Linked DNA regions of Homo sapiens: region 1 is linked to region 2. A link is a loop called in an ENCODE intact Hi-C map of the cell type or tissue named here. Cell type or tissue: Calu3. All regions are shown on one strand. Each heading gives the region's core, and the rest is flanking DNA. Links, peaks and the distances in the headings are about the cores only.

Region 1 (16,963 bases), core at 5,356-13,355, 520 kb before region 2:
TCTTGTAGTAAACCATGCTTTCAGTTTTAAAAGTGGCACTTATAGTTGCTGGCTAATTGTCATTATGAATTTTAATGTATTGATAGAATATAAAGCATTCTGTGAACACACTGCTTATAGGCAAACAAACTAGGTGGCTGGAACACAAAATGGGAGAGAAAGTTTTAGTTTTTTAAAAATTAATAAACTTTATTTTAAAATTTTTTTAACTAAAAAAATACCCAGACTTCAAGGAGAATAAACTTTATTTTTTAAAGTAGTTTCAGTTTACAGAAAAATTGTTTGGAAAGTATACAAGGTTCCCATATGCCATTCACTGCAACCAGCAGCTTCCCCTATTATTAACATCTTGCATTACTGTGGTACATTGGTTACAACTGATGAGCCAATATAGATAAATTATTATTAATTGTAGTCCATTATGTACATTATGGCTCACTCTTGGTAGTGCATTCTATAGGTTTTAATAAATGTGTAATGACACGTATCTCCTATTACAGTATCATACAGAATAGTTATACTACTCTAAAAATTCCATGTGTTCTACCTGTTCCTAACTACCTCCTTGCCCCCAAATGGAAAGTTGTTTTTTATCATACATATTTTTGGCCTATTGTAAACAGTGCAGGATGGGCATACATAACCTAATTAAGATCATAATTAAATTTTTTTTCCTAAGGCTTCTTACCATAATGGAATGTAAATTTCACAAACAAGTACCAGAGAATTATATAACAGATCAAGACTGGTGCTAGAAAAGGTAAGGAGCCAGATACATGACATTAAGCAAGAACATACATAGCCCATAGGTCAGACTTAGAGATGGTAGATCAGAAGTCAGAATACAAAGGCAGAGTATCAATTTTACAAAAGGATGGAAAATGGAAAACTAAAAATGTGGGGCCAGAGTATGTAAGTATGAGTCATTCAGGTCAACGATAAAGGCTATTGAACTCAAGTGTGCCAGAGACGCTGCATCTCATCTTATAGGATCTATGGTTTCTGCACTCTAGGAAGACTTAGATAAACCAACACTATCATGCCCTATGCCCACATGTGTTAGAGATGTCCTTATGGTGCTGTAGGACTACAGATAAGGGCATACAGTTAGATAAAATAGGTCTCAGTGAGAAAGTATGATGAGACATTGGACTCCACTGATGGTTGTAAATATCAAATGAACCTATAGACGTTGAGTTCTTCAGCATTATAAATAGAAGACAATGGAAGAACTTTCAACTGTTAGAACATTTTACTTATTTTTACTTAATAGTAGGAATAAGTAATTCCTATTCTTCTTCTATTACTGATAATTGGATTTCATTGCTGAGACACAGTAAGTGTCAACCAAGCTGATTCTCAACCCTTTTATTTATATAACCTGTGAATGTCTTTTGTACCTTTCTAGAACCAATTAATGCCTTCAGCTCTTTCCCCATTGCAAGAAAAAAAGGATTAAATTGATGTTGAAGAGATGACACAATGTTATAATGTACCAAAGAATGACAGCATAAAACAAAGAGAAATTTAATCTATTAATTTTGGGCTAAGAGAACAGTAGAAATATCAGCCTGTATACTAACTATGTGCTTCCCCTGACTACATTTGGCTGAGCAGAATATATGCAAATCAAATCAGCCACAAATACATTTATATTGAAATTTCTCCATCTGTCATCCACTTTCGTTGAACAAGTAGCAAGTTGTTGTGTAAGTAAAACGCTCTACTCTTACACATCTGACCTCTTGCCAAAGACTATTTTATTTCACAGCATGTTTGAAATCCAGCTATTGATCTGCACTTCCACAGTCATTTCCTTTGTCTAGCCATAGTAATTTCAAACATACAGTTTCCCATCTTTGAATCACTTTTTAAAATGTAATGTTATCATGCTTTGTGCATGCTTAAGATTCTTTAGTGACTTCTCATTGTTAATCCTTTTCATGGCCGCAAGGCCCTGCCTTCCCTGGTCCCTGCCCATTGCACCGGCCTCATCTGTCACACTCTCCCTCACACCTACCCAGGATGCTTGGGCTGCAGCACACATTCACTCTGGCCTCTACCAGGAATCTCTTGTTCACTCTCTCCAACTTCTTTGCCTAATTGTAAATAACAAAATCCAACTCTAAATTAAGAAGAAAAAAATTATTAAAAGATGTTAGGAGGCTCATAGAATTATTGGGAGATCTTTAGAGGTTAAAGCTTGTGGCCATGCAACGAGGAACCACATCTCCAATCACTCTAGACTCTCTGAAGAGTAGACAACGTTGTCCTCAACACCAAGCCCCATATGTGCTGTTTACCCTGCTAAGCCTGTTGCCCAAGGAATTTGTTATTGCTGAATTAGCAGATACCTACACAACATTCCGTCTAGTCCCTATTCATTTTGTGGCACTTGCTCCCCATTCGGTCTTTTATGGTTATGTCTTGATGGCAGAGCCTGTATAAATGTAGCCATGCTTTAACCATAAAAAATGTTGGGAAAATGAGTATCTGACATTTTTAGTTTCTGTTGGCTGCGGTGGAGTCGGCCACCTTCACAACTCATTAAGTGGCAAATTTGTCAAATAAATAACAGAGATTTAGATGCTGTCTGGCCAAATAACATTAATTAATTTTTACTAATTCCTCAGGTCTCAACTGAAATACAACTCTCTCAAGATGCCTGGATAAATCACCTCCTCCCAGTCCAGGTCAGGTGTCTTTCCAATAAACTTTCACAATGCTCTCTACTTATCTTCCATAGGATTAACACTATTTTCACAAAAGATTGTTTTAGAGACAGAGTTTTGCTCTGTTGCCCAGACTGGGGTGCACTGTTACTATCATAGCTCACTGTAACTTCAAACTCCTGATCTCAAGTGCCTCACCCTCCTGAGTAGCTGGGACTAAAGGTGTGCACGCACGCCTTGCTTTTTTTTTTTTTTTTTTTTTTTTTGAGACAGAGTCTTACTCTGTTGCCCAGGATGGAGTGCAGCGGTGTGATCTCAGCTCACCTCAACCTCTGCCTCCCAGGTTCAAGCGATTCTCCTGCCTCAGCCTCCCAAGTAGCTCGGATTACAGGTGCCTGCTACCATGCCCAGCTAATTTTTGTATTTTTTGTAGAGACGGGGTTTCACCATGTTAGTCAGTCTGGTCTCAAAATCCTGATTTTGTGATCCGCCCACCTCAGCCTCCCAAAGTGCTGGGATTACAGGCATGAGCCATAGCACCCAGCCCTATTTTATTTTTTTTTAATAGAGATGGGGCCTTGTTATGTTGCCGAGGCTGGTCTCAAAGTGATTCTTTTTTTTTTTTTTTAATTATACTTTAAGTTTTGGGTACATGTGCACAATGTGCAGGTTAGTTACATATGTATACATGTGCCATGTTGGTGTGCAGCACCCATTAACTTGTCATTTAACATTAGGTATATTTCCTAATGCTATCCCTCCCCCAACCCCCCACGCCACAACAGGCCCTGGTGTGTGATGTTCCCCTTCCTGTGTCCATGTGTTCTCATTGTTCAATTCCCACCTATGAGTGAGAACATGTGGTGTTTGGTTTTTTGTCCTTGTGATAGTTTGCTAAGAATGATGGTTTCCAGCTTCATCCATGTCCCTACAAAGGATATGAACTCATCATTTTTTATGGCTGTATAGTATTCCATGGTGTATATGTGCCACATTTTCTTAATCCAGTCTATCATTGTTGGACATTTGGGTTGGTTCCAAGTCTTTGCTATTGTGAATAGTGCCACAATAAACATACATGTGCATGTCTCTTTATGACAGCATGTTTTATAATCCTTTGGGTATATACCCAGTAATGGGATGGCTGGGTCAAATGGTATTTCTAGTTCTAGAAATCCCTGAGGAATTGCCACACTGACTTCCACAACGGTTGGACTAGTTTACAGTCCCACCAAAAGTGTAAAAGTGTTCCTATTTCTCCACATCCTCTCAAGCACCTGTTGTTTCCTGACTTTTTAATGATCGCCATTCTAACTGGTATGAGATGGTATCTCATTGCGGTTTTGATTTACATTTCTCTGATGGCCAGTGCTGATGAGCATTTTTTCATGTGCTTGTTGGCTGCATAAATGTCTTCTTTTGAGAAGTGTCTGTTCACAAACAGACAGCCAAATCATGAGTGAACTCCCATTCACAATTGCTTCAAATAGAATAAAATACCTAGGAATCCAACTTACAAGGGATGTGGAGGACCTCTTCAAGGAAAACTACAAACCACTGCTCAATGAAATAAAAGAGGACACAAACAAATGGAAGAACATTCCATGCTCATGGATAGGAAGAATCAATATCATGAAAATGGCCATACTGCCCAAGGTAATTTATAGATTCAATGCCATCCCCATCAAGCTACCAATGACTTTCTTCACAGAATTGGAAAAGACTACTTTAAAATTCATATGGAACCAAAAAAGAGCCCACATTGCCAAGTCAATCCTAAGCCAAAAGAACAAAGCTGGAGGCATCACACTATCTGACTTCAAACTATACTACAAGGCTACAGTAACCAAAACAGCATGGTACTGGTACCAAAACAGAGATATAGATCAATGGAACAGAACAGAGCCCTCAGAAAAAATGCCACACATCTACAACCATCTGATGTTTGTCAAACCTGACAAAAACAAGAAATGGGGAAAGACTTCCCTATTTAATAAATGGTGCTGGGAAAGCTGGCTAACCATATGTAGAAAGCTGAAACTGGATCCCTTCCTTACACCTTATACAAAAATCAATTCAAGATGGATTAAAGACTTAAATGTTAGACCTGAAACCATAAAATCCCTAGAAGAAAACCTAGGCAATACCATTCAGGACATAGGCATGGGCAAGGACTTCATGTCTAAAACACCAAAAGCAATGGCAACAGAAGCCAAAATTGACAAATGGGATCTGATTAAACTGAAGAGCTTCTGCACAGCAAAAGAAACTACCATCAGAGTGAACAGGCAGCCTACAGAATGGGAGAAAATTTTTGCAATCTACTCATCTGACAAAGGGCTAATATCCAGAATCTACAAAGAACTCAAACAAATGTACAAGAAAAAAACAAACAACCCCATGAAAAAGTGGACAAAGGATATGATCAAAGTGATTCTTAAGTGATTATCCTGCCTCAGCCTCCCAAAGTGTTGGGATTACAGGCATGCACCACTCAGCCAGCTTTAACACTATTGTTATGAAATGACTAATTGAGTAATTATTTGTTTCATATCTGCCACTCTTTGCTATAAGATCTATGAAGACAATAACTGTGTCTACGTGAGTCAAACATTTACATCTATGCATTAGGCATATAATAGATGCCTAATAAATGTTTTCAATAAATAAATGATGCATTGAATGACACATTCTTCTTCCTAGTGCTTTTCAAGCAGCATTGTTTGCAATTTAAAGAATCTCCTACTTGATAGCAACTTACAAGGTGCCCATTTCTCTAGGCAAAAAGCTAAAGATGGGAGGAAAACCCTACATGTATTAAATTTTCAATGACATTTTAGGTTAAGAAGATTCCAGTTGAGCATGCATATAAAATAATACTTTGGTTTGGGCTATTATTTGTATCTTTATTATTCTAAAGTTTGCAAGATAGAACTCATTTGTACTGCTTTCTCAACCCACATTTTCAAGCTATGTTTCCCAAGTTTCATGTCTCTCTCTGAATTTCCAAAATCATGTTCTCTACTCATCCTTTCCCTAGTCATACTGTCACTGGTGGAGGGTGTCCAGGTTCTTGGCGTCTTGAACAAAGAGTTGGACAAAAAGCACAAACAAAGCAAGGAAGGAATGAAGGGCTTTATTGAAAATGAAAGTATACTTCACAGGGTGGGAGCCAGCCCAAGCATAGGGGCTCAAGGGCCCCATTACAGAATTTTTGGGGGTTTAAATACCCTCTTCTTGGGGTACAGCCTATGTAAATGAAGAGGATGAAGTGAAGTTACAGTCATTTACTTGGCCTATGCCCTATGGAGAGAATATTTCCTGTCATAGCTGAAGTGTGAATCAGCCTTATGTTCCCTGCCTCCAGACCCTATTTTACTGCCTCAATACCTTTGTTTAGGCTCCGAAGGGCTTTGCACTAATTTATGGTTGACAATCTGCATTCTTACCCATAGACAAGTTCTTTCTATTCTTCCCAGAGAATCCATGGGGGACCATGTTTTCATACAGATTACAGTTATGTAGATCACAGATAATTTTTTTAGAGAAGCAGTGTCATAATTGTGGGTCTCCTTCTTGACCAAGGGCAAAAAAGACACTTATAACCTGTAAACTCAATAATATATGCAACTGTAAATTTCTGTAATCATGCAAATAAGAAAATTATGCTCTAAGCCCTGTAAAATAAAGCTCATTTAAAAAGGGACTCTGATATATGGTAAAAATCATAAAGGGGTTTAATAGTAAAAAGGGGTTTAATAGTAAAGTTTAATAGTAAACCTCTTTACTATTTTTTTTTTTACTATTTTTACCATATACTAGCCATTGAACTGACAATTATACAAATACAAACGAGTAAGTGAATCTGGTTTTCTTCTTTATCTTATTGGCTCTTATCTCTCTTCCATACCTCCACTTCTCTCTCAACTTGAGAATTATCCTTGGAACAAGCTCAATTATTCGACAAGTATGTATTCATCCACTCTGCAAGATGCTGAAGTAGTGTCAATCAAAACACACCTTTCATTGTTTCTCATAAAGCTTACAGTCTAAAAAAAAACTCAGGAATTTTATTGAACGATTGGCAGATTTTTTTTTTAAATTACATTGGTATACAATTACCATTTCCAATTGCAAAATTATATAATGACTATCAGCTGTGGAAGACAATTATGGACATGATCAAAGCATTTAGCAGGGGTTTGTTGTCCAGTCTGTGAGGGTTAGGGAAGGCTTACTTGAACGATGTTTAAGCAGGCAAAGGTGGATACAGGTATAGGGGTGGGATGTGGTGTGGTGAATGTGATAAGATAAAGGCATTGGCACTTGATGACATTGAAAGGTGTCTCTGAACTGAACAAATAGGAGTCTGGTGTGTGTGTGTGTGGTTATGTACTTCTTTTGTACCATTTCTTCAGCTGTCTACCTTGTTTCTGGCTCATCACCAATAGCTTATGAGGCAAAAATTGCCAAATATGTAAGTAAAGTTGGCACTATGTAGAGAATAAGTATGGCATAAAACAAAACGAATAAGGGGGAAAGTGAAATACAAAGTAGCGAACTGCTCCAGAGCTGTAGATGAAAAAGTTCTGATATCTCCCATTTTCCTGGTCATTATTTATGTTATTCCTAATGAGATGGGTGCTGCTTTTGAGTAAACTAAATTCCTTGATCCATTCATCCCACATCTGCCTATGATTATCTCACACACTATGCCTGGAATGCCCTCCTGGCCTGATTATGAAGTGTTTGCCTTCATATCAAATAGCAAGTCTTTCAAATTCAGGGATTTTTTTTTTTTCCTCAAAGCTCATGATATTTCAACTCTAGCAAGAGGTTGAGTCTCTTTATTGCTGTCCATTGTAGTATAAGCTCTAAGATGTTTATGTTTCTTTACATAAACTATAATCTCTTATATTTTTATTTAAATTGTTTGGCATCCACAATCCCTTTGTCATTCATACCGTAAGCTCTTAGAAAAAACTACTGTTAACGATTTAATTTGCTTGTTGTGGGTTGCTTGCCTGAGACTACTGCCAAATGTATCCAGGAGCATTAGCAATTAGCAGTAGTTCCAAACCACCATCATTTACAAGACAAAAACAAAACTGCACTATGGTGACATAGAAATTAGGACAATCAATAGACATAATGCTTCTCTCCACAATACATATGACCCAGTGGATTATAAAATAGCATGTTAGTATGTAACGTTGTACTCCTATTATGTTTTATTTTTTGTTAACATACACATGAACTATATACATGCTGGCCTACAAGTAAGCTTTCATTTTCAGCTTTCACTTCTTTTTATTGCCTTTTTTGTCTTGCTTGTAATAATATAAATCTGGTTAGACTAGCTGGTGTGTCAAATCTTAAGAAAATAAACCATCAATAAACCATGTAGGTCAGTATACATATGAACTACATAGCAAAGTATGGTAAAAAGAGAACTGAGTAATAACGCTAGTTCTGATTCTGTGTAAGTCCAGCCTTCTGATCTTCATCGAGACACCCACATCCTATGAATATCAGCTTTCCCAGATGTGAAACAGGAGTAATCATACCTGCTCTCATAGGGCTATTTAACAGATGTAAAAATTCTTTGGAAATGCAAAATGTAACATCTGATAATAGTTATTAAATGCAGTAACATAGACATACAAGTAGAACATGTTTAAGACAGTATTGATGTTGCATACATTTCCTGCAATTGGATGTAATCATCTTTACAAGAGGGAAAAAACTTAAGCTCGCTGTGTGGTTTTCTCCTCGGCAGCTGTTGCTATGTGATACACATTGTTCCGTTGGGAAAGCCTCAGAAAGTTGCACGTTCATTTTAGCTTTAGCTGTGTGAGATACTGGGGAAAAGATTAACTCTCTGCAAGAAAAATGCTAACAATACATCCAACCTGTAAAGGCTGAATCTATCAGACCTAATTTCCAGAATGTTTGATTTGTCTTGCTAAAATTTGTGTGATACTGTAATAAAAATAAAAATAAACATTTAAATAAATATGTTCCTTGCAAAAATTAACATTGATTTAATTGAGTTGCATTCAAGGTTTTCCTTCAGAAGTTTTGTTTACCAATGGAAAAAATAAAATAAATTATAATAAATTTCAACAACCATTTAAAAAAGAACAACTGATTATCAAAGATGGGATGGCTGATTCTTGGAAGAATTTCAAAATGACTTTTACAAAATGTATCAATACAGATAAATAAAATAATTCATCCCTTCACCACTCTAGCGATAAACTCAAACTAATAAAACATATAATCCCAATTTTCTGCATAAGGATACTAAAGTAGAAAGGTTATTACATGCTGTAGGCAATTCTGAAAAATCAATGTCTGAACAGGAAAAAATATAACTTTGGCATTCTGGCTCCTAAGAATAAAATAAAGTCACTTATTTTTTCTACTTAGGGGATCTAATGTGATTTATTTCTTCCATTATACAAGTCATCTGTATTCACTTAATTCTCCTCTGCTGAAATCACTTAATTTCCTTCCAAATAATATTTAACATAGGAAAACAACTTCATCTGCATGTGGAATCATTTTTATAGGCTACCTAATCTATATTATTTGATTGAGTTACGAATAGTATAATAAAAGAGAAGAGGCAGATTCTTTCTTTTAAAATGAAGAAATTATTTAATTTGCTATTTCTCTTTACTTGATAGGCCATCAAAATCCTGACTTCCTAAAAGGGACCTGATGTCCATTTCTGTTTTGCTTGTTTAATACTATTCTCCTCACACAGGCTGCTATTTTGTTTGTTTTTAGGTGATAATGTCTGTGTTTCAGTGCAGCGAGTAGGTGGAGCTCCTGCTGCATCTGTTAGATTATCACCTGGTGTGCCTGGTCTCAGAGTTGGCTTCATTCCCAAAAGGCAGTTGGGTAGTTGATCACACAGCTGTTCTACATGGGTAACAAAAGAGCCTGCTCCATTCTCTACCATCTCATTCAGCCTTTGCAGGATTATTACACATTTTATATGCTGTTGTGTTTATCTATAAAAAATGTGCTTCAGCGAATTGTGAAAATATATTCTTACATTTTTACATGACGGTTAGTTCTTAATTGAACATAGTTTATAATAGTATTCCCCATGCCTACCCTGGTGTTTTCTGTATGTGTATATTATACATATATATAATCATTCAAACATTTAATTGTATAAATTGAGCAATAATACATAACATTGGGTAAATGCTCCCTACTGGTTTAATGATGTGAAAACATATGTTATGAGAAGAAATGGTTTATTTTATTAACAGGAATTGACACACCAGCTAGCCTAACCAGATTTATATTATTACAAGCAAGACAAAAAAGGCAATAAAAAAAAGTGAAAGCTGAAAATGAAAGCTTACTTGTAGGTCAAATGAGGTGAGGAGAAAAATTTTTATTATGTTTCAGTCCATTAAGTAAACAATCTCTGTATTAGTGCATGGTGAACTGAATCTGGGCCATCAACACTAGCTTTAGAGAGGAACAGATTGATTTATAAAGAAAGGTTATAAGGGAATTTTCATGACCACACTAACCAGTTCATTTAGGTCTCGAAAGATGGCAGTTTCATGAAAAAGGATGCAGAAAGAACAAAGAGCAGCAAGGAAAAGAAACTAAACCATATTTAAAAAAAGGCAAAACTAAGAATGAAAGCAAAAAATAAAACTTAGAGCAAATGGATTTTGACTTGAATGAGAAAATGGAACACAGGATACCTTTGGTTTCTTCGAGAACTGATAGTGAGGAATATCTGTCAATCATTGATGGGACCCCTAAGCCAAAGCAATACATAATTGTACCTATGTATACATAACTTCAGTAGGTGATTTTGATTATGTAAAAGAGTCAACTTCAGCACTGGATCCTGAGTATATTTTAAGAAGATTCTTTAAAGAGAGCTCGATCCTTTGACTTGGTTGAGTATTGGTTATATTTCAGCTGCTTAATTAATCATGCTATGATAATGAGGCCATCGTGTTACATTTGGTCCTCAAGTGGACTAGGAAACACTGTAGCATGTGGTTTTTTCAAAAACATTTTACAAAATTGTATTATGTTTATTATACAAGTTATGTTAATTGTAGGTAAATTAGAATAAAAGAGAAGACAAAAAATTTGTCTGGCCCTTTATTCTGTGATATTCAATATTACTATCTTATATACTTTCAAACTTTTATATTTCGTATACAAATACACATTCACACATACACACACATTGGAAAATATTATACATAATTTAACAATAATTATTTTTATATATTTTAAACTTCTTTCAGCATCTGAACATATTTCTGTTTTAAGTACTCATCTTGAGTAACAAATTGAACCTCTTTCCAGCTTGATTTTGTCAACTTCATCCATTGTTTGTGCAAAATTTACTGAGTGCCTACTGTGCTCCAGGTAATAAATAACACAGACTAGGTCTCTACTCTCATGAAACTTACATTGTAGACAAACAATAAACAAATTTAAAAAAACTCCAACAAAAAGACAGCATCAATTCAGAGAGTTATAGTTGCTAAGAAGGAAATAAAAGAAGGCAATGTGGTAGAAAGTCATTAGTGTGAGAGTTTTAATAGTATTTAGAGATATTGTGGAAAGAATGTATATAAAATAATTAGTATGATGTCTGGTGGATGGCAAGTACTCAATAAATATTAAAACTAATAACACCAGTGATAGTAAGAAAAATACATTATGGTAGTGCCTACATTGGAATATCATGTAGTTGTACTCATTCTCCAGTCTCCTACTCTCCCTGCCCCAGTTACTCATCTTTTGATTGATGCTTTCTTTTTCCTGATACTCTTATTATCAATTTTGGTACGTTTATTAACTATTTTAAATTTCTGGAGCATCAAAAATAATGTTACAAGTAAAAAAACAAAAGCTAAAACAACATTATACCACTCATTATAAGTGCCTTTAAAAACTTCTATTTTTTAAGTGAGTAAAAACAATTGGACTTGTCTGTTATAAACAGTAAAATTATTAAACTTCATAACAATTTAGAATTTACATTTTTTCTATAGTAAAGTAGAAACATAGTTGCATCAAGCAGTTCTCAGAGGTTTATAGGGAAAAACTATCTCCTGCACCAACCCTTGGTCCTGCTGCTCAGAGAGAGCTGGTTACAACTCTTTCCCACGTTTTAATTTTCCTTGGTACTTACCTGTTTGGTTCCTCTAAATATTCTCATACCACTCTTAATTTCACGTGTTTATCAAAGATCAAAGATCTCTGGTTGTATAGTTGAGGAGAGACTCTGTTGCGTCATCTTTCTTGACACATTTATTTCCTTTCCCTTCTTCTTTTTAATAAGGTTACATTACAGTTTAGGTTATGCCATTCATTACTGTTTATATTTAAGGACTAAGTAAATATTTTCACTGCAGGGTCAAGAAGTGCAACTTTTGATTTCTTAGAATTAATAATTTTTGTATTTGCCAATTTTTTTGTTATTGTTATTTCTCCAATTTTCCCCATTATTTGCATTATATTCAACTTTGCCCCCACTTGAAAATGAGTTCCTTTCATGATACCACAGTTCAATTCATAACTCTTTATCACTTTTAGTTATTAGAACAGTCTTACATCTTTTCTCTTAGACTCAATATTATTCAGTTTGTGTTTTTTTTTCTTTTCTTTGTAAAAAATAATTACAACTTTTATATTAGATTTGGGGGTACCTCTACAGGTTTGTTATATGGGTATGCTGTGTGATAATGAGGTTTGGAGTACGATTAATCCCATCATCCAGGTAGTGGGCATAGTACTCAATAGTTTCTCAACCCTTGTCCCCCTCCTCCTGCCTCTAGTAGTACCCGAATTCTATTGTTGCCATTTTTATGTCCATGTGTACCGAATGTTTAGCTCCCTTATGAGTGAGAACATGCCGTATTTGGTTTTCTGTTCCTGTGTTAATTCACTTAGGATAATGTCTATTTGCCTAATTTGCTATGTATTTATATTTTTCCCTGTGCTTCACTGAAGCCATATAAGCATGTTAAAAGTGTTTCCAAAATGTCAGCATATAAAGTAATTATCAGTTTGCTGTTTCCATGGTGGCCAGCAACCCAGAGAACTCAGTCCTGCTCCTATCTGGACTGGTAAATTTCCAGACCAAATGCACAAATGCCATTTTGGGACTCCGTTTCCCATATTATGGGAATTCTTTTTTTCTTTTTTCTATGTTAGTATCTCTCCATCCTGAGAGGCATATCTCCTAGTGGGTTTCTAAGAAAAAACAATGAGAAAGAAATTTGTTGTTTTACATTTGATTGGTGCATTTAGATGCATTTGGACTTCTAGACTAAAAATTATTTTCCCCTAGAATTTTGAAAGCACTGCTATAATGTCTTTGCTGTGTTGTTATTAAATCTACTTAAAAACTGATTTGTAAATTCTTTTGGTTGCCTATTTTAATTTTTAAAGCATTTTTAGAATTTTTAAAATCTATCATGTTCTGAGATGTTATGATGATGCATTTTGTCCTTGATTATTATTATTTTTCGCTCTGTAGAAAATTATGTTAATCTTTTCAATTAGGAGGCTCTACTCCTTCAGGTTTGGGGAAATTTATAAGTTATCATTTCAATAATTTCTTCTCAATTTTTTCTCCATTTTCCCTTTCTTTGCTCTGCTTATTAGATGTTGAATCACTATTGATTCTTTAATTTTCTATTTTTTTCTCTTCTACTTTTCCTTCACTTTGTTTTTTGCTCTACTATTTTGGATATATTAATGTGATTCTCAATCTATTATTTTGATTAAAAATCACAAATATACACACATGAGTACATGTATATATTTCTTTAATAGAAGTTTTTTCTTACACTTTGCTTCTTAATCATAACATCTAGTTCTTTCTTTAAAGAAATGGATTCCTATTATCTCTCTGAGAATATTAGGTTTGGTTTGATTATTCTTTCCTCCTCCTCCCCCTTGCCTTCCTCCTCCTCCTCCTCCCCCCTCCTCCCTCCCTCCTCCTCCTTCTTTTTCTTCTTCTTCTTCCTCTGTATTCTCTACTTTTCAGTGATTTTTTTTCCCTTACATTTACTTTGGTCTTTTTCTTTCAGACTACTCCTGTTCAGGCACACATAACAACTCAGTTTCTATAAGACAAAGCGGTACATCTATTCTGAGAAATTTGACATCACCTTTCATTGCATATTCAGTAGTTCAACTAACAGGGAGAGAGCTTCTCTAGAAGCTAGAAGCCTAACATATCCCAGGCTCACTGACACTTCACTTTCTACATTGTACCCAGAGACTAGCCCATATGACTGAAGGAAAGACATTCTGTCAAAGGATTGCTGGAATTGTAGAAATACTATGATCAGACACACTATTTGTCCAGTGGGAAGTAAAAGGGTCAAAGGAGAGATCACAGAAATTTGTCTCCCATCTCAGGAACATGCTGGGATGCATTAATTCTTTGCAAGGCGAAGAAAACAAGGCAAATCTGATTTCTTACCATCCAGGGGAGAGAGGAGCCTGCCATTTTGGTCATACTTTTGGAAACTAGACACTCTCAGGAAAAGTTTTCCAAAGACCACTGTTCCACAGTGAGCAGGCATATACAAATCTAACCCCAAAGACTGCGGGAGCTGAGAGTCCAAAGAAAGAGGCTAACACATCCAGCTTCTGGGAATGAAACATTTACTAGAGAAAAACAGAAGCAATAATAACTCAGGCAGTTGTGACATGGTAGATCCCCACACTCACCTTCCAAAAAGTGTTCTGTGTATAGCAAGTTTTTAGGGTAAAACATAGGCAGCTGACCATGTCTTCAGACTTTCTTGCTAATGTTCGTGATCATGGGGGAAGTTGGATAAGTGTTTTTACATGGGTTATCTATACTACAGACATTGTTTATAGATTTTTATGCCGAACACCTTGGTATGTGGAGGTCAAACATCAGTAATCATGGTGGTTTTGCATCAAGATGGCATCACTCATGCCATGCAGCAGGCTGTTTTCCTACAATCATGCAAATGACCAGCAGAGGCACAGTTTTCTACATATGCTCCCATGGAGTCAAGTAGGACCTGTTCTAGGCTTATGTGTCTTTTGCCCAAATAGCCATCACATTTCAGGGACAGATCGGTTTATCCTAAAGAATGAGAAGTAGTTTGGTAGTTTAGAGTAGTCCAGCATGAGACTGTTTGGATATAAAGCCATTGGTTAACACCTGTATTAACTTGGGCAAGAAATACCAAGTCTAAAGACCTCAATTTATCTGTTTCTAAGATGGGGATAATAATATCTAACTCATAATATTGTCAGGAAGGCTAAATAAAATAATCTATTGAAAGTCTGTTACAACAGTGCCTGTGTAAAAAATTCAAAAGTTTATGCAGCCAACAGACACATGAAAAAATGCTCATCATCACTGGTCATCAGAGAAATGCAAAACAAAACCACAGTGAGATACTATCTGATGCCAGTTAGAATGCTGATCATTAAAAGTCAGGAAACAACAGATGCTGGAGAGGATGTGGAGAAATAGGAACGCTTTTACACTGTTGGTGGGAGTGTAAATTAGTTCAACCATTGTGGAAGACAGTGTGGTGATTCCTCAAGGATCCAGAATTAAAAATTTCATTTGACCCAGCAATCCCATTACTGGTTATATACCCAAAGGATTGTAAATCATGCTACTATAAAGACACATGCACATGTATGTTTATTGCAGTACTATTCACAATAGCAAAGACTTGGAACCAACCCAAATGTCCATCAATGATAGACTGGATTAAGAAAATGTGGCACAAATAAACCATGGAATACCATACAGCCATAAAAAAGGATGAGTTCATGTCCTTTGCAGGGACATGGATGAAGCTGGAAACCATCATTCTCAGCAAACTCACAAGGACAGAAAACCAAACTCCGCATGTTCTCACTCATAGGTGGGAATCGAACAATGAGAACACATGGACACAGGAAGGGGAACATCACACACCAGGACTTGTTGGGGGATAGGGGGCTGGGGGAGGGGTAGGATTAGGAGAAATACCTAATGTAAATGACGAGTTGATGGGTGCAGCAAACCAACATGGCACATGTATACCTATGTAGCAAACCTGCACATTGTGCACATGTACCCTAGAACTTAAAGTATAATAATTTTTAAAAATTCCAAAAGTTATTAAGTGCCTAGTAAAAATGCAAAAGTTATTAAGTATTAATTTATATATTAAAGGCTATAAATGAAGGTCAGGGTGATTCCAAGTTAAGTATAGAATCTGTCACTTAGCTTGTACTTCAGTTCATTCTCTAAGGATTCAGGATATTATAAAGATGACCCTAGGCTAAAGAAAGCATTGGTGTTTGAGGACTATGCAGCTATATAAGACTGCTGTAATGTTTTCCTAAGTGATAAGCACTACTTTGGATGTGACTAGATTTAGAATGATCAGTTCTCTAGATACGGGGCATTTACAGCCAAGTAGAGGCACCACCAAGCAATAGAAATAAAGATTCATATGGTTTTGAATGTGACAAGGACATCACCACAGTGTGTCAGAGCAGAATGGGAGAAAAACATAAAATGCCTTGGGCTTGTTAAGACTAGTCCAACATAGAAACATAGAAGAGCTATCCTGTGGGAATTCCAAGATCTATTTGGGAGGCATATTAATGCTGGTGGTGGTGGTGGTGGTGATAAGGCGAGAGTATTCAGAAGGGTATGTTTGGAAACACTGTGTTTCTTTGTGATTATTTTATTTCACTCCTAGGATGAGGTGATTTGGTTCATGAGGATTATAACTAAAATAAATAGTTGTCTCTATCCACAGTCAGTTTGGAGGAAATGAGTTGTATTTCCTTCTTACTGTCTTTCTCTATATCTCTGAAGTCCTTGCCTCTTTGGTATGAACTTGCTTATTTTGAATAACTTCATATTTCCACATTTTTATGCATCATTGTTATAGACCTTTGGAGTTATAAGGTCAATACTAAGATCTGAATGTTGACAATTATATACATTTAAGACCAAATTTGAAACATAATTTTTTAAATTTCAATGTTTATTTTATATTCAGAGGGTATAGTGCAAGTGTGTTACATGGGCATATTGTGTAATGCTGAGGTTTGGGGTAAGAATCCTGTCACCAAAGTGTGAGCACAGTACCCAGTAGGAAGTTTTTCAACCCATACCCTCTTCCTTCTCCTCTCTAGGAGTTCACAGTACCTATTATTCCCATGTTTATGTCCATGTGTATTCAATATTTTAGCTCCCACTTATAATGAGAACATGCAGT
Region 2 (16,963 bases), core at 4,727-12,726:
AGGTCTGCTTGGTGCAGAGCTGAGTTCAATTCCTGGATATCCTTGTTAACTTTCTGTCTCATTGATCTGTCTAATGTTGACAGTGGGGTGTTAAAGTCTCCCATAATTATTGTGTGGGAGTCTAAGTCTCTTTGTAGGTCTCTAAGGACTTGCTTTATGAATCTGGGTGTTCCTGTATTGGGCGCATATATATCTAGGATAGTTAGCTCTTCTTGTTGAATTGATCCCTTTACCATTATGTAATGGCCTTCTTTGTCTCTTTTGATCTTTGTTGGTTTAAAGTCTGTTTTACCAGAGACTAGGATTGCAAACCCTGCCTTTTTCTGTTTTCCATTTGCTTGGTAGATCTTCCTCCATCCCTTTATTTTGAGCCTATGTGTGTCTCTGCACGTGAGATGGGTTTCCTGAATACAGTACACAGATGGGTCTTGACTCTTTATCCAGTTTGCCAGTCTGTGTCTTTTAATTGGAGCATTTAGCTCATTTACATTTAAGGTCAATATTGTTAACGTGTGAATTTGATCCTGTCATTATGATGTTAGCTGGTTATTTTGCTCGTTAGTTGATGCAGTTTCTTCCTAGCCTCGATGGTCTTTACAATTTGGCATGTTTTTGCAGTGGCTGTTACTGGTTGTTCCTTTCCATGTTTAGTGCTTCCTTCAGGAGCTCTTTTAGTGCAGGCCTGGTGGTGACAAAATCTCTCAGCATTTGCTTGTCTGTAAAGTATTTTATTTCTCCTTCACTTATGAAGCTTAGTTTGGCTGGATATGAAATTCTGGGTTGAAAATTCTTTTCTTTAAGAATGTTGAATATTGGCCCCCACTCTCATCTGGCTTGTAGAGTTTCTGCCGAGAGATCCACTGTTAGTCTGATGGGATTCCCTTTGTGGGTAACCCGACCTTTCTCTCTGGCTGCACTTAACATTTTTTCTTTCATTTCAACTTTGGTGAATCTGACGATTATGTGTCTTGGAGTTGCTCTTCTCGAGGAGTATCTTTGTGGCGTTCTCTGTATTTCCTGAATTTGAATGTTGGCCTGCCTTGCTAGATTGGGGAAGTTCTCCTGGATAATATCCTGCAGAGTGTTTTCCAACTTGGTTCCTTTCTCCCCATCACTTTCAGGTACACCAATGGGACGTAGATTTGGTCTTTTCACATAGTCCCATATTTCTTGGAGGCTTTGTTATTTTCTTTTTATTCTTTTTTCTCTGAACTTCTCTTCTCACTTCATTTCATTCATTTCATCTTCCATCGCTGATACCCTTTCTTCCAGTTGATCGAATCAGCTACTGAAGCTTGTGCATTTGTCACGTAGTTCTCGTGCCAAGGTTTTCAGGTCCATCAGGTCCTTTAAGGATTTCTCTGCATTGGTTATTCTAGTTAGCCATTCATCTAATCTTTTTTCAAGGTTTTTAACTTTTTTGCCATGGGTTCGAACTTCCTCCTTTACCTCGGGAAGTTTGATCATCTGAAGCCTTCTTCTCTCAACTCGTCAAAGTCATTCTCCATCCATCTTTGTTCCGTTGCTGGTGAGGAGCTGCGTTCCTTTGGAGGAGGAAAGGAGCTCTGATTTTTAGAATTTTCAGTTTTTCTGCTCTGCTTTTTTCCCCATCTTTGTGGTTTTATATACCTTTGGTCTTTGATGATGGTGATGTACAGATGGGGTTTTGGTGTGGGTGTCCTTTCTGTTTGTTAGTTTTCCTTCTAACAGTCAGGACCCTCAGCTGCAGGTCTGTTGGAATTTGCCAGAGTTCCCTCCAACCCTGTTTGCCTGGAGCGTGGAGGCTGCAGAATATCGAATATTGGTGAACAGCAAATATTGCTGCCTGATCATTCCTCTGGAAGTTTTGTCTCAGAGGGGTACCCGGCCGTGTGAGGTGTCAGTCTGCCCGTACTAGGGGGTGCCTCCCAGTTAGGCTACTCAGGGGTCAGGGACTCACTTGAGGAGGCAGTCTGTCCGTTCTCAGATCTCAAGCTGCATGCTGGGAGAACCAGTACTGTCTTCCAAGCTGTCAGACAGGGACATTAAAGTCTGCAGAGGTTTCTGCTGCCTTTTGTTTGGCTATTCCTTGCCCCCAGAGGTGGAGTCTACAGAGGCAGGCAGGGCCTCCTTGAGCTGCAGTGGGCTCCACCCAGTTCTAGCTTCCCCGCTGCTTTGTTTACCTCTTCAAGCCTCAGCAATGGCGGGCGCCCCTCTCCCAGCCTCATTGCCACTTTGCAGTTTGATCTCAGACTGCTGTGCTAGCAATGAGCAAGGCTCCATGGGCGTAGAACCCTTCGAGCCAGGTGAAGGATATAATCTCTGGGTGTGCCGTTTGCTAAGAAAGTGCAGTATTAGGGTGGGAGTGACCTGATTTTCCAGGTGCTGTCTGTCACCCCTTTCCTTGGCTAGGAAAGGGAATTCCTTGACCCCTTGCGCTTCCCGGGTGAGGTGATGCCTCGCCCTGCTTCGGCTCACACTTGGTGCACTGTACCACTGTCCTGCACCCACTGTCTGACAATCCCCAGTGAGATGAACCCAGTACCTCAGTTGGAAATGCAGAAATCATCCGTCTTCTGCATTGCTCATGCTGGGAGCTGTAGACTGGAGCTGTTCCTATTTGGCCATCTTGGAACCGCCCTCCGTTGTACTGTTAATTTATAACTAATCTAAAGGAAAAAGGTATTTAAAGAAAGGCTTGTGAAGGAAAATCAGTGTTAATGAAATAGGGCAAAATATGCAAAATAAATATTAATATATATTCAACTTCCTGGTTAAATTATTTAAAGTGCAATATAAATTATTTTACTTCAAGTGTTTTTGCTCCCTAGAATTCCATAGTTTTGTCAAAAATGGAAATATCATTTTAACCATAGAAATTGCAAATGTTTGTATTTTGTTCTTTTTTTCTCCCTTCCTTTTCTATTTATGTTTATTAGACATACATTTGTTTCTTTGCATGTAAGTTGGAAGGCATTTATATACAACCCTTAAACATATATAAAACATATGTAACATATTTTTATATATCATATATGTATATGTATGCACATATACACACACATATATACGTATATTCTTCTACAGCAAATAGAACAGGTTTCTTGATCTTTTAAATTCTTAACAAGAGACTGGTTTCTAATTAGACTGTTCTCATCTAACACAATAAAGTTAAACGATTTTTACTTTTTATCAAAGATAGATGTTTTTCTGGAAAAAACAGATGGATGAATACAGCTTTATACATATAATTACTCATTAAAATGTGAAAAATATGAAGTAAAGATAAAGGCTTATAGAGAAAGCATATTAGTAATGTCTGTTGTACACTTAGTACTATTCTTAGCACTTTATAAAAAATAAAAAATATTGACCCTTTACTTTAAATTTTTGCACTCTAATTGGTTAGCAATCATTTTTTTTTTTCTTTTCTTTTCTTTTTTTTTTTTTTTTGAGATGGAGTTTTGCTCTTGTTGCCCAGGCTGGAGTGCAATGGCACGATCTGGGCTCACCACAACCTCTGCCTCCTGGGTTCAAGTGATTCTCCTGCCTCAGCCTCCCAAGTAGCTGTGACTACAGGCATATGACACAATGCCCAGCTAATTTTGTATTTTTAGTAGAGATGGGATTTCTCCTTGTTGGTCAGGCTGGTCTCAAACTCCTGACCTCAGGTTACCCACACGCCTCGGCCTCCCACTCCCTGGGATTACAGGTGTAAGCCACCACACCCAGCCAGCAATCATTTCTTTTTAACACATGATTAACAAGTGTAAAAATGAGTACATAAATAAATGATTAATTTTGCATTATATGGAAATAATCATGGTAATTTGGGTTGGGGGGGTTATTTTTATTTTTTTGGAAGACTTGTTTTGAGAGGTAGATGTTGAACCAGGTCTTAAATAACTAATTTGCATTACATTAAGATCTTCATTATGTATGGGAATAAATCAAGGATCTTTCTTTTCTTGGTCCAAAGGTATTTCAATTCTACAGACTTTAGCAATTACAAAAGCTAGCTACTGCAACTGTTTAAGGTACATCAGTTTGCATTTAATTGCCAAATTTATTTAGAAAATAAAATTGAAATTGATTCTTAGAAATCTTTTTCAAAATTATTTACTTTTTCTAGGGAACCCTAAACATCCTCCCTGTGACTGTGTAGCCTAATAGCCTGTTCAATCTCAGTTAGATTAGGGTTGATACTTGCTTAGTCATTCCAGAAAGAATGAAGATGGCTCTCTAAGAAGGTGAGTCTGAAGGCCAATCTCCAGGATAGCCCGAGGCAACAGGACGTGTACAGGTCCAAGGTAGCTTCTGTTGCTTCTCCATGGACCCCAGTAAGTTGGTACTGCATTCTATCTCTTTTGGCAAGATAAGAAATGAGCTAGTTTTCCAAGGATCCATCCCTGTTCTGTCATTAGTATTCATTAAACTTTGGCTTTGTAGGAAATTGCAAACCTCTTTGGCTTGGGATTCTTCCCTTTCCCCTCTCTGGGTCTCCAGAAGATTGGCGGCAGCATTAACCTTCCCAGGGGAGCTATGTCTCTGTGTTAAGGAGCACTCATCTGGAAGGAAAATAACTTGTTCTAGCTTTTCTTCTGTAACTAGACAGTCTTTTCAAGTGCTTACAGTCAGGGAAACATTAATCAGCAAAACGTGAAATTTATGCATTTTTTTCACTTAACATTAATTATAACCACTACAGGCACTTTAAAAATGGATCTGATTGTATATTCATAATAAATTAAAGTTGAGATTCTGCAGAATTATTACTTACAATTAAAATCTATGTTGATTCCAGAATACCACATAATAGGAATATGCCCTAAAGATTTTATGATCGGCTATTAAATTATTTTTCAAAGAGGTATTTTAATCTATTAAAGTACATTTAGAAGATTTATAAGTATTATAGGAAGAGGAGTTAAAATTATATATATTTAATATTTAATATTTTACCAAAAGAGTTCACCAAAGTTCTCTGAAAGTAACTAAATCATTTATATAATAAATTCTCTGGATATTCTTATATTTTACTCATAGACATAATTTATATTTTGATTGAAGCATGGTGAGAACTTTTATAGAAAATCCTATTTTTAAAAATTTTTCTTTCCTTTATCACAGATTACAATGGCTAATCTACATGAATGACTATTTTTCTTCTATTGACAACTCCTTCTGCAAAATTATTTTTATTTATTTTCTTGAGTTATAGATTTAGGGGGTACAAATGCAGCTTTGTTACATGGACATATTGTGCATGGCGAAGTCTGGAGAAATCTTCCGCATACACCTATTCAGAAACACTAGATTTCACCTAATTTAAATCACCATTCTCTAACAGGTCAAGAATTTAAATAAAAACTGATTACAACCAACATCATCATTCTAACTTTTAAACAAAAGCATGTAAGAAATTGCATTAAATATAAGTAGAAAAATGGTCAATTCAAGATAAAATTCAAGAATGTTTTTGAAACCATGTATTTACAAAAAAATTCTAAAATACGCCACAAAGATACTCCTCGAGAAGAGCAGCTAGATCCTACAGACAATAACAGATAAGAGAGAACAAATATGATAATTAAATAAAGGTTGAAACTAAAGTGATAGAAAAGGTATACCATAAAATACTAACTAAAAAGCCTACATAACTACATTAATGTCAATAACCATGGTCTTTCAAAAAATAATAGATTTAAAAAGAGAGCTTTCAATATTGAAGTTGGTGTACCAGGTAGGTAGAAAAATTTTTAATGTTTATACATCTAATAACATATATTTAAAATATACATACAAAAATTAACAGAATCAAAAGGAGAATAGAAAAGCCTCAATCATGGTAGAACATTTTATTTTACTTCTCCGCAGATCTGATTGGACTAGAATATAAAGTCTGTAAAGATAATAATCTGAGCAATGTGATAAATAAGCTTGGCCTTGGTGACATATATAGAGCGCTTACTTTATTTCCCCAAATTGACCAAATGAAGGCCATATACAGATAAACACATTAATTGTCAAAGAATTGAAATCATATAGAATACATTTTCTTTTAACAGCAGAGTTCAGCTAGTAGTTAACACTAAACATGAAAATTTTAAAAATAATAACTAAAAAGTGCTAAAATTTTTGGAAAACAAGATAGACACTTCTAATTAACCCATTGGCCAAAAAATAATTCAAGTACAAATAAGAATTTTTTTGATTCATTTTGAGATACTACATATTGACACATGTGGAAGGCAGTTAAAACCCAACTTAGAGAGAAATTTATAATATATTTTTAAAAATATGTATTAGAAAAATAAAGGCTAAAAATCAATTATATAAACATTTAATCTAAGAACCTAGGGAAAAACAAGTAAATAAAACCTAAAATATATAGAAAAAAATAATGGTGTTAGTAGCAGAAATTAATAAAATATATTGGAATATTTAATATAGAGGATAAAGGCAAAAGTTGATTTTTGGGGGAAAATTAACATTGACAACTCTCTGGCGGGTTCATCAAATAAACAAGTGAGAAGGTGCAGATAAACAATAGCAGAACTCAGTAAGAGTATATCACTATAGGTCCTACAGACAATCAAAGATAAGACGATATTTTCAACAGAATTTATACTGATGAATCTAAAATTGTGGATGAAATGGACAAATTCCTAGAAAAACACACTTCAACCAAGTTAATTCAAGAAATAAAAAATTCAGGTGATACTTCACATAAAAGAAAAAATCTTCAATTAAAAATCTCCTCTCACAAAGAAAACTTCAGGACCAAATGGCTTCACCAGTGAATTCTACAATCATTTAAGGAAGGAATTATACCACCTATTAAAAGCTCTAACAGACAGTTAAAAAGAAGAAGCGCTTCCCAAGTTGTTTTATTAGGTGTATTCATTTTCTATTGCTGCGTAACAAATTGACGCAACCTTAATGACTTAAAATAACAATCTCAGTTTCTGGGAGTCAGAAGTCTGGGAACATCTTAGATGAATCCTCTGCTTAGTGTTTAATGGACTGCAATTAAGGTGCTGGTGTGGCTGCTTTCTGATCTGGAGCTTACGGTCTCCTTTGGAGCTCATGTTTATTTTATAATTAGTTAATTAAATGAAGCAATACACAGAATATGACCTCAGGAGATAGTTGGGTTTATTCCATAAATGCTAGGTCTATATACTCATTATATAGCCAGAAAAACATGCTAGGAGGAAGACTTATGAAGCAATTCTTTTTGTTTTGTTCTTCTGTGCAGAAATTTAATTCTATAAACAAATCACCAAGATCCATACATCGTTGATAGTAATTAGTTAGGATTTTATGTTAGTAGGCTTTTAAAATAGTGATCAAGTGTCTCGCAGTTTTTACTTACAATTATGTTTTGTTTATTTTACATTTGTTAATATTGGGACTTACTATCTCTCAGCCTAAGAAAAAAAATCAGTATAAAATAGATGTTTTTTTCAACATCTTATATAATACAAGGTGTTATCACTCTGTATCTTTTCTTTACATTTACATTATTTTCTCATTTTATTATTATTTTTTAAATCCACAGATTTTTTAAATTTTTTTCTTCTTCGCTAGTACTTTTCATTCTACAGATGATTTTTTTTTAATTTTTTTCCATTCCTTGAATACTCCAGTTGTTTACTGGCTTTTTTTGAGTATATGCCATGACAGTTAAATTAAGAAATGTTCCCATATTCTTAGCTGATAACACAAAGTATATACACTTATACGCACATATTACTATATTTATATGTTTACTCATATCTATATTTAGTATGTATTCACATATACATATATTATATACAAACTATGCCACTGAAATGATACTTGTTTGGCTGGCATTGTGAAGGAAACAGCAGGGAGCTATGATGAAGAAAGGAAGGAAATCAAGGAAGACTTCTCTGAGGAAGTGATTTTCAGAAGATGGACCATCTGAAGATCAGGGAGATGAAATAGCAGAAGAAATGCAGTGGGTTAAATATTGTCCCCTCAAAATTTATATCCACCTAGAACCTCAGAATGTGACCTTATTTGGTAATATGATTTTTATAGATGCCATTAGTTAAAGATCTTGAAATCAACCTGGATTTAGGTTGGGCCCTAAATCTAATGACTGGTGCAGGAGAATGCCATCTGAAATGGAGACAGAGATTGGAGTGATACCTCTACAATCTATGGAATGCCAAGGATTGCTAACAACCACCAGAATCTGGGAGGGAGGCATGGAAGAGATCCTCTTTTGGAGCTTTTAGAAGGAAACAAATCTACTGACAACTTGGTTTTGGATGTCTGGGATCCATTTGTGGTAATTTGCTACAGCACCACTAAGATACTAAGACAAGGAACAAAGGATCTAACTGTGACAGAAATGTAGTGAGCTAAAGGCAAAGTGGCATAAAATGGTATTGGAGTGAGAGGCAACAGCTAATCATGCTAGGTCCTGTAGGAGTCTGGATTTTATTCCAAGTACTATGGAAAATGATGGAAGTGGAAGTACTATGGAATTACATGACAAGATTTATGTTTTAAAAATATTATGCTGGTTGCTCTTAAAATTAAGTGAAATAGAACAAGGACTGAACCAAAAAGAATCTGGTAAAGGGCTAGGCTAATACAGGAGTTCAGGTAAGTGGTGGGAGTTTGGTTTAGGGTCATAGCAGTAGGGAAGTGAATTGGGTTGAGATATATTATGAAGTTAGAATTGGGGACTTGCTGATGGGTTGGATTCGTATATTGAGGAAAATTAAAGATGGCTCCTAAGTCTGGGGAACTACTGGATAGATGCTCATGACATTTACCAAAACAGAGAACATAAGAAAGATTTGGGTGGGGTTGGGAGTGGGAAGAAAAGGGCAATGTTCTTTAGTTTGGCGTAGGTGAATTCTTCATATGGATTGAGATGTAAATTTCAGGGATAACAGTATGTAAATAATATATAATGATATGGGAATAGTGAGACCATCTACAAAGAGCAAGTAGAAAGATGGGAGGAAAGAAATCTAAGACCAAACCAACAATGAAGCAAATTAGAGGAAAAATGTGCAGTAAAGGACACTAAATAACTAGCTGTCAGGAAGAAAATGTATGAATCTTATATTACAGAAGGAAAGACGGGGAGGTGGGGAACCACATTCTATTGCCCCACAGTAATTGATATAACTGATTTATTTTTATGTAAATGAGGATTAATTAGTCAAATGACTGCATTCAGGACTTTCTACCTAATTAATATCTTAGGGAAAATTTTCCTCAGCAATACATTCTGAGTAGCTCTCTGAGATTTCTGGGTCTTTAGTCTTTGTGTTGTTTTTTTTACTATGTAAGATGAGATGGAAATGAAATTCTGAAGCAAATCGCCAATGATAACTTTGTAAGGCCACAATTATAGTTCACACTGCTTTTTATAGCTTCATGAGCCGAAAACCTCAATGGTATTCTGTTTTAAATTTTGCAGCCAGTTTATCTAGTATGACTTTTTAAAAATAGCATTTATATGTAAAATCCAAGTGAAGAGTGAAGAAGGCTATAAACAAATAGCCAATTTCAAATTTGGCTCATCTCCAAGGTAGAACTGGTCTTTCACAGTCATCCTACTTTTAGACTCATAGAAATGTAGAACTAGAAAAGATCTTACAGACTGTATAACTGTATACCTTACTTTACAAATAAAGAAATCAACGTTCAGAAAGAGCAAATAACCTGCCTACGGTCGCATCTTGTTATTGGCAGAAATGGAATTAAGATCACTAGTTTTCTTTTGGCTGGTCAAAACTGTCAACTGTGGAAACTCCTCTTTGTAATTAATCACAAGGGGATGCTATCTTCAAAAGCCAATAATACCAAAGGAAAGAACAAAACAGATAATATTTCTTGAATATTGTGGTTATGTGAGATAGGAATGAAGTCCTAAGAAATGACCCAAGAGTTTAATTCCAATTTTATCACTTATGAGCTCTTTGATTTTAGACAAGCCACTTATTCTCACAGAGCATCAGTTTTCTCATCTGTAAGAATAAACTTGCATTTCACTGTTATGTGAGGATTTGTGATAATCTTTTGGTAACTATAATGAAGACTTTAAGACTCTTGTAGCATTCAGTCATAACACCACTGAAGTAACACAATTTTGAATCATTACATCAGAAGCTGACCTTGAGGGAAAGAGTCAAGTAGAGGGAAAGAGAGAGTAGTAAGAAAAGAAAAGACAAAAAGAAAATAGCATGTTTAAGTTTTGGTCATGTAAGTGTAATACAATACAGATACATTGACTTTCAACTATTTACTCAAATTTTTTTGAAAAAAAAAGTTTTGTTAATGTTTCTGCCTGCAGGAAGAATAAATCTCTGTTTTACATCTTAATAGATTAGAACAGTTTTTCCATCTCTCTTGGTTTTTACCCATGTTACTGCTCTCATTTATCTCCCAGCTCCTTGGGGGAACTTAAACCTTCAGATATTCCTTTTCCCTCCAGCAGTCTCTTCCTTTCCATTAACTCACTTTTCTCTGCTTTGGAATGTCCCCTATGCTGAAGATCCTTTTATGAAACTATAATATCCTCCCAGTTGGGGTCTACAGCTTTACTATATAGCCAGATTCCTCAAATTAGTACATTATATCTCCTACTACAGTCTCTCAACTATGATTCCCTCCATTTTATGTGAAAAGATTTTTAACCTCCATCTAAAACAGAATGCTTGAAAATTATATCTGTATCTGTAATAATTGAATCCAGTGACCTAATTTCATTCTTCACTTCTCTTGCCCTCTCCGTAGAATTTAAAACTGTTCTATTTCTGCCTGGAGACTCCTTTCTCCCACTGTATTCAGTGAGCTTGTCTTGAAATTCAGTCTTTGGCCATATGTTTCTCTTCGTTCCTACCTACATTTTTACGGTGGTCAAGAACAATCATAGCTTCCACTGCAGGTAGCTAAATCTAAAATCTCTGGCTTCAGGCCAAATATTTCTTTTGATTCTTAATCTTCCACTTGGAATTAAAGAGGAAAAAATTGATTATTTGAGAAATATTGCATAGGTTTCTAAACTTCAACCCGTGCCTACCCTGCAACCTCAGCAATCTAGTTTTACCTCCCTAAACTAATCTAGTTTTACCTCCCTAAATTATACATTTAATTTCATTCCCTTGCTCCAGAACATTCTCTTTCTCTTATTTCCTATAGGATATAAGTCTATACATGGTAGATTTGCTCTTATGCATTAGGGATTTTATTTGAAAGCCTTAAGAAAAAAATGAAAAATACTCAAATTATTTTTGAAAATCCTTTAGAAAGAAGGCATGTTAAAGACTAATAGTACAAGTTATCCGGTATATTTAATTTTTTTACTCAGGTACAATAGAGAAAGAGTACAATCCACATTTTTAAAAATACACAATTTTGCTGGGCTCGGTGGCTCACGCCTGTAATCCCAGCACTTTGGGAGGCCGAGGTGGGCAGATCACGAGGTCAGGAGATCGAGACCATCCTGGCTAACCCGGTGAAGCCCCGTCTCTACTAAAAATACAAAAAATTAGCTGGGTGCAGTGGCGGGCGCCTGTAGTCCCAGCTACTGGGGAGGCTGAGGCAGGAGAATGGCGTGAATCTGGAAGGCGGAGCTTGCAGTGAGCCAAGATCGCACCACTGCACTCCAGCCTGGGCAACAGAGCAAGACTCCGTCTCAGGAAAAAAAAAAAACAAAAACAAAAACATAATTTGATTAGTTTTGAAAAATGTATGTAGTTCTTTAATCACCATGACAATCAATATATGGAACATTCCCATGGCCCTAAAAATTTCCCTGGGCCCCTTTTGAGTCAGACTATACTGACACTAATACCATATCAACCATTGATCTACTTTTTGTCATGATAGTTTTGACAATTCTGGAATTTTATATCAAAGGAATCACACAATATGACTTATTTCACTTAGCACAATGCTTTTAAGATTCTTCTATGGTTTTGCGGTATCAGTAGTGTAAAATAGTTCCTCTTTATTGTTGAATAGTTTTCTGTTATATACATATACCGCAGTTTGTTTATCCAGTTGCCATTTGATAGATATTAAGGCCATTTCTAATTTTCAGATATTATGAACAAATCTGCTCTAAATATTCAAATATATATTAAAACCTCTTGAGCAGATACCTACAAGTAGAATTTCTATGTTTTCCAATGAGTGCATATTTAACTTTGTAAGAAAATGGCATACATTTGCCAAAATGAAATGTCATTTGGCATCATCAACAATAATGTATGAGAATTCTAAATTGATCCACAACCTCAGCAGCACTTGGTATTGTCACTCCTAATTTTAGTCATTTTAGTGGATATGTCATATCTTATTCAGTTTGCACTTTCCATTTCTTGTTAAGTAATGACATTGAACATGTGGTCATGCATTTATTGGCTGTCTATATGCCCATTAAAGTTACTTTTTAATCTTCTTGTTATGGAGGTTTCAGAGTTCTTTTATGTAGTGAGTGGACAAAGCCATTATCAGATATGTGTTTTATAAATATTTTATCTGAATCTGTTGCATGCCTTTTTATTTATTCTAACAGTGCCTTTCAAAGAGCAATTTTAATTTTGATTAAGTCCAATTTATTTTTTTCCTTGTTTTTGAGGCCTATATAGAAATTTTTCTCTAAATAAAGGTGACAAAGATTTTGTCCTGCTTTTTCTTTTAGAATCTATGAATTTAGCTCTCACATTTAGACTTATGATCTGTGAATGATTAATTTTTGTGTATGGCATGTAAATATTTTTTCTCATATGGCTAGCCAATTGTTCTAGTTATATTTCTTTAAAAAAAAACTATGATTTCTTCCTTAAATTACCATAGTATTTTGCCAAAATCAAGTGACCATATATGTTTTGGTCTGTTTTGGACTCTCTTCTTTTCCATTGATCTGTAAGTCTATCTTTTTGCCAATAATAGAGTCATTATTACTGCAATTTTATACTAATCCTTGAAAGAGCTACAATTTTGTTCTTATTTTTCCTTATTGTTTTACTTAATAAAGGCCTTCACGTTCTGAGTAAATTTTAGAATCAGCTTGTCAATTTCTACATAAACAAAAAAAGAAAAAACCCTGCATGAGAGTCACCGAGATTACATAGGATATATAAATCAATTTAAGGAGAATTGATATCTTACCCATATTTAATCTCCTGATCCATGAATATGGAATATCCTCTCATTTATTTAGGTCTTTTAAAATTTTCTCAAAATTGTTTTAATATTTTAATTTCCATTTTTTGTTGATAGTGTATCAACTTACTATTGATTTTTTATATTAACTTTGTATCATGCAATCTTACTGTATACACTATTAGTTCTAATAGCTTTTTTTACATAGATGAATGTCAGCTGTGAAATTTTATACTTTGTTGTGTTTCATTTCATTTTAATAATTTTCCCCTTTTAAACTGAGCAAGTTCTTTTCTATTCCTAGTTTTCTAAAAGTTTTTTTGTATGTATGAATTGATTTTAATTTTATTAATTTGTCTTTCTTGCTTTTTATTGATTGAGAAAATAATGTGATTTTTCTTTTCCAGTGAATTGTATACATTGATTTCAGTTGTTGAACTAACCTTACTCCTTTACTAAAACATAATGGGTCATGAGATATTATACTTTTTCTGTAATTCTGGATAAAATTATATTCTATATTTATAGAGTTCTAGATTGAGTTTTTTTTTTCCTTTTGGTTAAGTGTTGCTCCCTTGTCTTCTAGCTTTCAATGCTTCTGACAAGAAGCCTCCTTTAATTTTTAATCATAGTTCCTCTTTTTCTCTTGATGATGTCTTCAAGATTTTATATATATATAATATATATTATATTATATATGTTATATATTATATTATATATTATATATACTATATATTTTATAGTATATATAATATATATTATATTATATGTATATTATATATATATATATATTTGAGACAGAGTCTTGCTCTGTTGACCAGGCTGGAGTGTAGTGGCACGATCTTGGCTCACTGCAAGCTCCACCACCCCGGTTCACGCCATTCTCCTGCCTCAGCCTCCTGAGTAGCTGGGACTACAAGCACCCGCCACCACGCCCGGCTAATTTTTTGTACTTTTAGTAGAGACAGGGTTTCACCATGTTAGCCAGGATGGTCTCGATCTCCTGACCTCGTGATCTGCTCACCTCGACCTCCCAAAGTGCTGGGATTACAGGCGTGAGCCACCGCACCCAGCCATATTTGGTTTTTAATAATTTTACTACGATTTTTCTGGTTACGCTTTTCCTCTTATCATTCTTAGAATTCTCTGAACTTTTTGAATGTATGATTTGTTCTTTTTTCATTATTTTTGGAAAATATATTTGCATATAAGACCATTTGATACTGTCTTACAGCTTTTAGATGTTCTGTTTTCTGTTTTTCCATTTTGTTTCTCAATATGCTTCAGTGTGGATAACTCCTATTAACCCATTTTCAAGTTCACTGATCTTTCCTCTACTATGTCTGGTCTGCTACTAAGCCCAATTAAGGGAATGTTTAAATCTCTGATAATTAATTTTTAATTTCTGGTATTTGTATTTGATTCTTTTATTTATAGTTTCCAAATTTGTGTTGAAATTCCCCATTTGTTTATACACGCTCCCCCCCCCTTTTTTTTTAACCAGTTCCTTCAAATTATCCATAATTTTTAATTTCATATCTCTGCCTGAAAGTGTCATCATCCTGAATTTCTATGTTTCTGGTTCTATGGACTATTTTGTTGCTTTACACTAGAACTTTTTTTCCTTCCTCCTTTTCTCCCTGCTTCCCTCCCCCCACCTTCATCTCCTTCCCTTCCTTCTTTCATTCCTTCCCTCCTTCCTTCCATACCAAACATTGCATTGGTTAAAAAACACAGAAGACACTGAGGTAAATATTTGTATTCCTGAATGTCCACTCCCCTTTATCTCACAGGCCAGTAACTTGGAGTTTGAGTTAGCAGAAAGTAGTTGAGCTTGATTTGGGCTTTAGTGTCACTATGGACACATTCAGTGAAACACAGGCTTAAAATTCTTCCTTTTATGGACTGCGCCTATGTTATAATTTGTATGAGTATTGCAATGTCAGAGGGTTTGTCAAAATGTTCCTCTTCCATTTTTAACTTTCAGAAGACTTTGCATGACTGTGTTGAAAGAGGAGTGAGGGCTTTCTCTTTGCATTCCTGTGCCTTCCCTAGCAATAGACTATTGTGGCTTCCTACTTACTGCCAGTCTCATGGTAGGAGCAAAGGAAAGGGGAGATTGGAACTTCATAGTTCTCCTCCAGCCCCAGTCTTATGCTGGCTCTCTGCACCAAACCTCAGCACTGGGTCTTTCTTCATTTCCCTTCCTGTTCTCTAGAGGGTCTAGGGTGCAATCAAGTTTTCTAGCCCTCCTTCAAGACAGCTGACCTCTGCCTTGAATGATTGGGTGTTTCTACAGGCTGATTTCCTGCCTTTCCCCTGTAGCAATATACTATATCATTGTAGAATTCTGGAATTAAGTTGGTGTCTTACTCCTCCCTCAGTAGCAGATGGCTTTTCCTACTGTAAAGGGCTGGTTGGAGGAGTAAGACTTCTATACCTTTCTTCATGGCAGCTGACCTTGGCCTAGGAGGAAGGGGTAAGAGTGTCTCCTGTCTCTTTGCCAGTGCAGCCAATCTTTGCCTGCGTCTTATGGAAGGGTTTCCTGTCTCTCTCCCATGGGCAGATGGCTTTGGTTATCAAAGCAGGACTAAATGTTGGATGCTAGACAGGATCTTGCCCTTCCTCTAGCAGCAGATTGTCTTGTTCTCTTTTCCTACCTGTCTCCAGGAGTAGCTGAACCCCTCTTGTAAAAGAGCTGGTGTCCAAGCAGGTGCAGACTTCCCTTGGAATGGTGCCCTCAGGAATTCTGACTTCTCATGATAGCCCACGCTAGGTCTTAAGAATTTTTAAAATGTTACTTGCCTCCCTACTACCCACTTTTATGGCTGCTTTCACTTGGCTCCATGTTCTGCTGATAATTAAACAGTTTGTGTGTCCTGTCTTTCCTCAAAGGAACTTGTCAACCTTTGGAATTTTGTTCATCTCAGAGGGACGTCTTAAGTACTCAGCTTTCTGAATGTTTAAGAAAAAAATAATACTTTTCAGAATTACCTACCTCTTTCTCATTTTTAGCCTGGGATCAATATTCCCTTCACACTTTTTACATCCGAAGTAGAAATAAAACTCTTATCTATTTTTTTTCAGTATTGGTGCATATTATTCTTCCTTTAGGTGGTTACCAGAAAAATAATTTGGTTTATGCTGAGGGGTGGTGTAAGCAAATCATGTAAAATATTGAACATTAAGTTGGGCCTCAGCAGGGTGAGATGTAAAACTGTATGAGTCTTGAAGGAACTGAGGGACCAGACAGTCAGGAAATATAATATTTGAAAAATATGATGAGTAAAATTAATACCACTATTCAATTTCTTTTTAAAAGTTCCTTCTTTCTCTTTCTTCTCCTTCCTTCCTTCCTTCCTTCTCTCTTTCCCTTTATCTCTCTTTCTTTATTTCCTTTTCCTTCTGAATACCTAAATTCAGGTTAAAAAAGTGTGCTTAGTATATGACTCCTCTGTACTTAGTTTAATATTAGAAGGTTTAAATATAGTATTTCTATGTTATATTCTAGCTTTTCTTTATTTCCAGAGAAGAATTTCTGTTCCAGCCAAAATTTTATTTTTACTATTCCTCCCTTTGTGTTTTTGTTTATGGCTACTATGCATTTTCTGAACTTTTAAAACCTCTAAATTCTTAATAACTGAAATTGCTACCAAAATGTTTTATACTTTTAGCATTTAAAAAATAAAAATCAAATGAAAATAAGTTTTCAGTAATAAATGCATTTTCACTGCTCATTTAGCGACTTAAAATCATGCTCAATCTGTATCATCATTGAGCACTATGCTTACATAGAACAAAACTGCTTCCTGTTGTA

Evidence for each region. A loop is a pair of places that touch in the nucleus more often than their neighbours do. Peaks named below come from ENCODE experiments on the same cell type or tissue, not always from the same donor. Only the 100,000 strongest peaks of a DNase experiment are listed, where the experiment ranks them.
Region 1: a loop joins it to region 2, with 4 times the contacts of the local background. A loop is called at or near these places in 2 of 110 quality-filtered maps.

The regions. Positions count from the first base shown.
Region 1 is chr12:82,167,718-82,184,680 of GRCh38, reverse strand. All of the region lies in intron 2 of LOC105369873 (a long non-coding RNA gene), which reads left to right. Among named protein-coding and RNA genes, the nearest start is that of CCDC59, 180 kb to the left of the region's middle. In Calu3, for the core only: no CTCF peak of the experiment used is centred there; a DNase peak (open chromatin) is centred at 9,540.
Region 2 is chr12:81,644,738-81,661,700 of GRCh38, reverse strand. The region is part of intron 4 of PPFIA2 (PPFI scaffold protein A2); the gene reads left to right. Among named protein-coding and RNA genes, the nearest start is that of PPFIA2, 110 kb to the left of the region's middle. In Calu3, for the core only: no CTCF peak of the experiment used is centred there; no DNase peak of the experiment used is centred there.